2 separate regions of the Homo sapiens genome follow, and region 2 is linked to region 1. A link is a contact called in ENCODE Hi-C or POLR2A ChIA-PET data. All regions are on one chromosome and are shown on one strand. The core of a region is the stretch at or near the end of the contact, and the rest is flanking DNA. Distances in the headings are between cores, read along the strand shown. Region 1 overlaps NDE1 (nudE neurodevelopment protein 1). Region 2 overlaps MPV17L-BMERB1 (MPV17L-BMERB1 readthrough).

What was found. Hi-C counts contacts between places; a loop is a spot of excess contacts on that map. ChIA-PET counts read pairs that join two places held with the same protein, here RNA polymerase II (POLR2A). Pooled maps may share reads with other maps.
Region 2: a pooled map shows a loop between it and region 1 (2.2-fold over the local background). The contact joins two enhancer-like sites. A Hi-C loop is called at or near these places in 2 of 50 pooled maps. POLR2A ChIA-PET finds 5 or more read pairs at or near these places in 4 of 52 experiments (GM12878, Panc1, activated B cell and 1 more).

Annotation. Positions count from the first base shown.
Region 1 is chr16:15,680,208-15,684,253 of GRCh38, forward strand. The region is part of intron 4 of NDE1 (nudE neurodevelopment protein 1); the gene reads left to right. Among named protein-coding and RNA genes, the nearest start is that of NDE1, 32 kb to the left of the region's middle. RefSeq lists an enhancer at 1,925-2,219. Within about 2 kb of position 2,029, at least 5 of the 41 ENCODE cell types and tissues checked have a DNase peak (open chromatin) inside an H3K27ac peak, as active enhancers do.
Region 2 is chr16:15,548,796-15,552,647 of GRCh38, forward strand. All of the region lies in intron 2 of MPV17L-BMERB1 (MPV17L-BMERB1 readthrough), which reads left to right. The region is part of intron 2 of BMERB1 (bMERB domain containing 1); the gene reads left to right. Among named protein-coding and RNA genes, the nearest start is that of MIR6506, 60 kb to the right of the region's middle. Within about 2 kb of position 2,181, at least 4 of the 41 ENCODE cell types and tissues checked have a DNase peak (open chromatin) inside an H3K27ac peak, as active enhancers do.

The DNA of each region.
Region 1 (4,046 bases), core at 779-3,278:
CCGTAACTGGGCTGCTTTGTGTCTGCTCTGTGCACGTGTGGTTTGGGGGAGGCCAGAGATGTGGGAAGATACTATATTCAGAATGTGGGGGGGCCCACGGTGATAGATTTCTATCCCTGGAGCTTTAGGCAAAAATCTTGTAAAGATGCAGACTTCACCCAGTCTTGTTCTGTTTTTCTAAGCGTTGTTTTCCAGTTCCTGCCAGTGCACTCAGATTATTGTTGTAAACATTTTACTTAGAATTTATACGAGGTTTGATCTGATACAGGTTTCCTGGTCATTACCAGAAGTGGAAATTCCTTTCTTGTCAATCTGTAGGAGTTCTTTGCATATATATATTTTTTGAGATGGAGTCTCGCTCTGTCTCCCAGGCTGGAGCTGGAGTTCAGTGGTGTGATCTCAGGTCACTGCAACCACTGCCTTCCTGCTTCAAGTGATTCTCCTGCCTCAGCCTCCCAAGTAGCTGGGATTACAGGCGCCCCCCACCACGCCTGGCTAATTTTTGTATTTTTAGCAGAGACGGAGTTTTGCGATGTTGGAGAGGCTGGTCTTGAACTCCTGACCTCAAGTGATCCACCTGCCTCAGATTCCCAAAGCTGGAATTACAGGCATGAACCACTGTGCCTGGCCCTTTGTATATTTTTACTACTAATCTTTTCTCCTGCATTGAAAATAATTTTTTCCGTGGTAATCTTTTGTTTGTTGACTTTGTCTATTGTATCATTTTCCATACAAATATTTCCTTTTTTCTCTTTTGAAAAAAAATTTTTTATACATGTATTTTTCATTTTTAGGTCATCAGTTACATCTTTTTTTAAATACCTTCTAGGTTTGCAGATTTCACTAGGGAAGTCTCCTTGGTTCTTGATTGTTCATGTGTTTTGTGTTTTTTTTGCAATATTTTTTAATTGTTTAATTTTTTTGTATCCTTATTCCTTAGTCTGCAATGAATTTATTTTTGTATCTAGTATAAGATACAAGTTCAATTTTATTTTTATTTTCTTTAGGTGGATAGCCCAGTTGTGCCAGCACTGTTAAACACTGCCTTTTTTTTTTTTTTTTTTTTTTTTTTTTTTGAGACTGGGCCTCGCTCCATTGCCCAGAGTAGAGTGCCATGGTGCAATTACAGCTCACTGGAGCCTTGACCTCCTGGGGCAAGTGATTCTCCCACCTCAGCCTCCTGAGTGTCTGGGACTATAGGCATGTGCCACTATACCTGGCTAATTTTTGTATTTTTTGTAGATACAGGGTTTTTCCATGTTGCCTAGGCTGGTCTCAAAGTCCTGGACTCGGTCTGTCCACCTTGGCCTCCCAAAGTGCTGGGATTATAGGCATGAGCCACCATACCCGGCCTTTGGCATATTTTAAAATTGGGTTGTTCGTTGTTTTTTTTCCCATGATTTCTAGGAGATTTTTATATATTTGTCTGTGACATGAATGGACAGTATTGGGAGTTTGTCATTTGTTTCCAGCTTTGTCTGATGTATATTTTATTGTACAGAGTTACTGATTTGTTTTGTTTTGAGTCAGAGTCTTGCCCTATGGCCCAGGCTGGAGTGCAGGTGCAGGATCTCGGCTAACTGCAACCTCCACCCTCCCAGGTTCAAGCTATTCTCCTGCCTCAGCCTCCCAAGTAGCTGGGATTACAGGCGCCCACTGCCACGCCTGGCTAATTTTTGTATTTTTAGCGGAGATGGGGTTTCACCATGTTGGCCAGGCTGGTATTTGATTTTTTTGTAGTCAGATTTCTTAGTCATAGTTAGAAGGGCCTTGTGCACTCCAAGGTTTATAAAGCAATTAGCCAAGTGTTTTCTTGTAGTATTTTTGTTTTTTCTTTCTTTTCTATTTTTATTTTTGTACTAAACGTGCATTGTTTTTGTTAATACAATTTGGCCAAATGCTGAATAGTTTAGTGTTAAAAATCGGATGAGGTAGAAGCCCAGTTCACCATTATAGAATCAATAAAGTTCTAGGTCACCAAAGTTTTATGTATTTATGTTTTGAGACAAGGTCTCTCTCTGTCGCCCCTGCTGGAGTGCAGTGGCACGATCACTTCAGCCTCCCCAGTAGCTGGGACTACAGTCATGTGCCACCATGACTCACTAATTTGTGTATTCTTTGTAAAGACCGGGTTTCTCCATGTTGCCTAGGCTCCAAAGCTTTATTTTAAAGACTTGAAAATGTTACAATTTTGTGCAAGTTTAATAGTTATATTTAGAACGTTTGACAGTCTTCTCCAAGAACAAGAGTTTCTCAGCACCATCAGCTGTTTGATTGCTCTCATGGTCCTTCTTCTATACGTCCCTCAAACGAAACTACTCACTTTTAACTGAGGACAGGCACTTTGTATAAGAATAACCTTGAAAAGTGTGCAGGACCTAATTGGAAGTAACTAAAAATTAAATACATTTCCTAAAGGTTACTTTGTTTCATATGAGTACTAAGATGCCAAAAAGTTTTACAAAAATTCAAATAGATTTAATCTAGTTTTACTCTTTTCATAAGTTTTTCATTTTATTTTATTTATTTATTTTTGAGACAGAGTCTTGCTCTGTAGCCCAGGCTGGAGTGCAGTGGTGCGATCTTAGCTCACTGCAGCCTCTGCCTCCCAGGTTCAAATGATTTTCCTGCCTCAGCCTCTCGAGTAGCTGGGACTACATTGCATGTGCCATTATGCCCAGCTAATTTTTCTATTTTTAGTAGAAATGGGGTCTCACCATGGTCCTGACCTCAAGCGATCCACCACCTCGGCCTCCCAAAGTGCTGGGATTATAGCCGTTAGCTCTCACACCCAGTCCAACTTACACATTTTTTTTTTTTAAAGAGATGGGGTCACACAGTGTTTCCCAGGCTGGTCTCAAACTCCTGGATTCAAACAATCTTCCCATCTCGGCTTGCCAAAGTGTTGGGATTACAAGCATGAGCCACTGTGCCCAGCCAATTCCATGGACTTTTAAAGCATTTTTTGGCTCAAAAAGGATATGTTCTTAGTTATCTAACCAGTATATCTCTTTATATTTACTGAAAATCTGTTTTCCTATTTAAGTATTTTCAGGTTCTCAATAACTGCACATGAAATTAACAGCTTTCATAGTCACAAATTATTGCAATATTTTGCTGTTATACTAAATATGGGTTTTTTTTGTTTGTTTTTAAGACAGAGTCTAGCTCTGTTACCCAGGCTGGAGTGCATTGGCACAATCTTGGCTCACTGCAAGCTCCGCCTCCCAGGTTCATGCCATTCTCCTGGCCTCAGCCTCCCGAGTACCTGGGACAACAGGCACCCGCTACCACGAACCGGCTAATTTTTTTGTATTTTTAGTAGAGATGGGGTTTCGCCATGTTAGCCAAGATGGTCTCGATCTCCTGACTTTGTGATCCACCCGCCTCAGCCTCCCAAAGTGCTGGGATTACAGGCACTAAATATGCTTTTATACATTAGTTGACAGAATTTCAACATATAAAATACATAAAGCAATTTTCACTCCAGTTACAACTAGCATGCTGACCTTTATTTCAAAGTAAATACGCTAGGTGAGATAGCTCATGCCTGTAATCTGTCATCTTAGTACTTGGGGAGGCTGAGGCTTGAGTATTGCTTGAGCCCAGGAGTTTGAGGACATCCTGGGCAACATAGTGAGACTCCCGTCTCTAGAAACAAATATAAAAACTAGCCGGCTATGGTAGCTTGTGCCTGTGGTCACAACTACTCGGGAGGTTGAGGTAAGAAGGTGAAAGAATCGCTGGGCGCATTGGCTCACGCCTGTAATCCCAGCACTTTGGGAGGCTGAGGTGGGCGGATCACCTGAGGTTAGGAGTTGGAGACCAGCCTGACAAAGATGGTGAAACCCTGTCTCTACTAAAAATGCAAAAATTAGCCAGGCATGGTGGCAGGCGCCTGTAATCCCAGTTACTTGACAGACTGAGGCAGGAGAATCGCTTGTACCCGAGAGGCGGAGGTTGCAGTGAGCTGAGATTGTGCTGTTGCGCTCCAGCCTGGGCAACAGAGTGAGACTTCATCTCAAAAAAGAAAAAAAAAGGTGAAA
Region 2 (3,852 bases), core at 931-3,430, 130 kb before region 1:
GCTTATCTGCTTCTGCTGGTGCAATGACTCTGATGGGAATTGCCAGTGGTGATGGTAGATAGGTGATGGCTTCAGAGAAGTGTGCTCTGTGCTTTGGCAGGAGCAGGGCTAAGCTGAGACAGTGGTCCTAGTGGCCCAGTCCATGGGCTAAGCAGGAATGGGTGGGAAGAGGGCAGGGGAGGCTTCCCCGGGGCCTGCAGATTGTGTTCTTAAGAGTTTTTTCCTTCAGTCCTTAGAAGCTCAGCTGAAAGGAATGACTGCGGCCGGATGTGGTGGTTCATGCCTGTAATCCCAGCACTTAGGGAGGCCGAGGTGGGCAGATCACCTGAGGTCAGGAGTTTGAGACCAGCCTGGCCAAACTGGTAAAACCCCAACTCTACTAAAAATACAAAAATTAGCTGAGCATGGTGGCTGGTGCCTGTAATCCCAGCTACTTGGGAGGCTGAGCCAGAGGAATTGCTTGAACCCAGGAGGTGGAGGTTGCAGTAAGCCCAGATCAAGATCACACCACTGCATTCCAGCCTGGGCAACAGAGCAAGCAAGATTCTATCTCAAAAAAAAAAAAAAAAAAAATGGAGTGATTGCTTTAAAATTCTTAAACAGGGCCGGGTGCGGTGGCTCACGCCTGTAATCCCAGCACTTTGGGAGGCAGAGGCAGGCGGATCACTAGGTCAAGAGATGGAGTCCATCCTGGCCAACGTGGTGAAACCCTGTCTCTACTAAAAATACAAATATTAGCTGGGCGTGGTGGCGGGCGCCTGTAGTCCCAGCTACTCAGGAGGCTGAGGCAGGAGAATTCCTTGAACCCAGGAGGCGGAGGTTGCAGTGAGCTGAGATCACGCCACTGCACTCCATCCTGGCGACAGAGTGAGACATTGTCTAAAAAAAAAAAAAAAAATTCCTAAACAGGAGGGGCTTAGGGCCAGCCAGTTGGTCACATGAAACAATCAGGGGACTTACCTTAGAGCTGCCTTCGCAGTAGGGAGTCCATGGTTTTTAGTGAGATTTGTGTCGTACAAATTAATTAAAATTGCATAGTTTCTATCAAGTTTTTTTCTTACACTTTCCACAAAATTGGGAAAAATGTCTATTTCCCATTTCTTTATTTCATTTTCTCTTATTGCTTCTATCCTACCTGATATTTCCCATTTCAAAAGCACGTTTTTTTTTTTGAGATGCAGTCTTGCTCTGTCGCCCAGGCTGGAGTGCAGTGGTGCCATCTCGGCTCACTGCAAGCTCCACCTCCCGGGTTCACGCCATGCTCCTGCCTCAGCTTCCCGAGTAGCTGGGACTACAAGCACCTACCACCATTTTTTGTGTTTTTTAGTAGAGACAGGGTTTCACTGTGTTAGCCAGGATGGTCTCTATCTCCTGACCTCGTGATCCACCCCGCCTCGGCCTCCCGAAGTGCTGGGATTACAGGTGTGAGCCACCGCGCCCGGCCCAAAAGCACTTTTTAAATGTTGAGGTGGTTTGAAGGCTAATGGAAATTACGAGGTGGGACTGAAACCATTCCCTGCCATCCCTAAGAAAGCCCACTCCTTGGAACTGCCACTGGTGAAAGTCTCACTCTGTCACCCAGGCCAGAGTGCAGTGGCACAATCTCAGCTCACTGCAACCTCTGCCTCCCAGGTTCAAGCGATCCTCCCACCTCAGCCCCGCAAGTTGCTGGGACTACAGGTGCCCACCACCATGCCTGGCTAATTTTTTTTTTTTTTTTTAAGTAGAGACGGGGTTTCACCGTATTGCCCAGGCTGATCTCAAACTCCTGAGCTCAAGTGATCTGCCTGCCTCAGCCTCCCAAAGTGCTGGGATTACAGGCATGAGCCACCGCGCCCGGCCTGAAAGCATTTTAGAAGGCTCCTGACTGAAAGAACGGGATAAAGTAAGGGGGTATGGGAACAGAAGATGACAGCCTGGTATATCTGGGTGACATGCGTAGGCAGTCTGTTGTAGTGGCAATTGTCAGGGCTCTGGAGTTAGACTGTCTTCTTTCAAATCTTGCAAGCTGTCTGATCTCGGGCGATTTACTTAACCTCTCTGAGAGTTCTGTAAAGTGGAGAATAAGAATACCACCCTACAGATGATGAGGATTCAATGAGATTGGGCTGGATACAAATCAGCTTTTGTTGGCATCAGCTTGAGAGGAGGGATGGACTTGGGAGTGGAGAGGGTGGATTTGGGGGAGAGGACGCCACACAGTGGCAGGAACTCGCAGCAGGTGACTGAGAGTGGAAGGCACAAGAGAGCCCAGATGCTGAGCCAGCTCAGAATAGAAACGGTATTGATAGCAGAATGCAAAGCAGTATCACTCGAATGACGGATGTTTAATTGGATTTCTCCAGGGCTGACTCACCGCCTTTGATAGATGCGATTGCCCTCGTGGTGTCTATCATGAGACTTGAAATTTTTCCACCTGCACCTGCAGTCTTTAGGCCTTGTTTCAACAAAATGCAGTACTGTGTGTACCCTCCATGCCTGCCAGCCTTCCTTCCTTCCTTGTGTATTTACTGCAATGTATCAGGGACGGGGTGGTGTGCTAGAACCATGAAGGAAAAAGGCAAAGTCCCTTAAAGGAGGTGCAGTCTGTTGAGGCAGAAACACAAATGCCTAGATGGTTCTGGAATGCCTAGATGTCAATGGGATAACAAGGGGGCTATGGCTGCAGGAAGGAAGAGGACCTGATGTAGCTGAGGGCATCAGGAAGATTCCAGAAGGAGAAGGGATTAGTGAAGCTGCAGAGCACTTAGTTTGAGACAAAGATTTCTGAGCTGAGGGAGGAGTTGGGCAAAGGCTTGAGTGCAGGAGTTCAAGAGAACTCCTTGGGGCCAGGCTTTACACAGGGATGCACATGGGCTGTGTACCAGTCTGTTCTGACACTGCTGTAAAGATACTACCCGAGACTGGGTCATTTATAAAGGAAAGAAGTTTAATTGACTCACAGTTCTGCATGGCTGGGGAGGCCTCAGGAAACTTGCAGTCATGGCAGACGGCGAAGGGAAAGCAAGCACGTCTTACGTGGCGGCAGGAGAGAGACAGCACAAGAGAAAATGAGTGTAGGAAGTGCCACATTTAAAACCAGCAGCTCTCTTGAACTCCTGCACTCAAGCGATCCTCCTGCCTCGGCCTCCCTTAGTTCTGGGATAACAGGCAGGAGCTGCTGTGCCCACCTGGAGCTTAATCTCTGTTCACATCTTTAATTATTCTGGGCCAGCTTAGCCAAAGGCCTTAGGGGTAGGGTTAGGGACACCAAGGGCCAGTCTTCTATCCACTTCACAGCTCGCTGGGCCCTCCAAGGGAAGGACTATGTGTCTCATTCTAGGCACTGGTAAGAGTCTGGGGGAAAAAAAATCAAAAATAACAAGTGGACGCGGTGGCTCACACCTGTAATCCCAGCACTTTGGGAGGCCGAGGTGGGTGGATCACTTGAGGTCAGGAGTTCAAGACCAGCCTCGTCAACATGGTGAAACCCCGTCTCTACTGAAAATACAAAAATTAGCAGGGTATGGTGGTGTGCCCCTGTAATCCCAGCTACTCAGGAGGCTGAGGCACGAGGATTGCTTGAACCTGGGAGGCAGAGGTTGCAGTGAGCTGAGATTGCACCACTGCACTCCGGCCTGGGCGACAGAACGAGACTCCATCTCAAAAAAAAAAAGAAGAAGAAGAAGAAGAAATGAACTCACAACACTTACTGTCTCCTTCAAAGGAGTGAAGGATGTGCAGAGGGCTAAGTGCGGTCCCAGAAACTGCCAGGTAGCATCAGTGAGCAGGTGCAGGAAATCTGTTGGCCAACCTTGCATGCACTGGGCACGGCCCAGTTCCCTGCCAGAGCCCAGAGAAGAAAACAAGCTC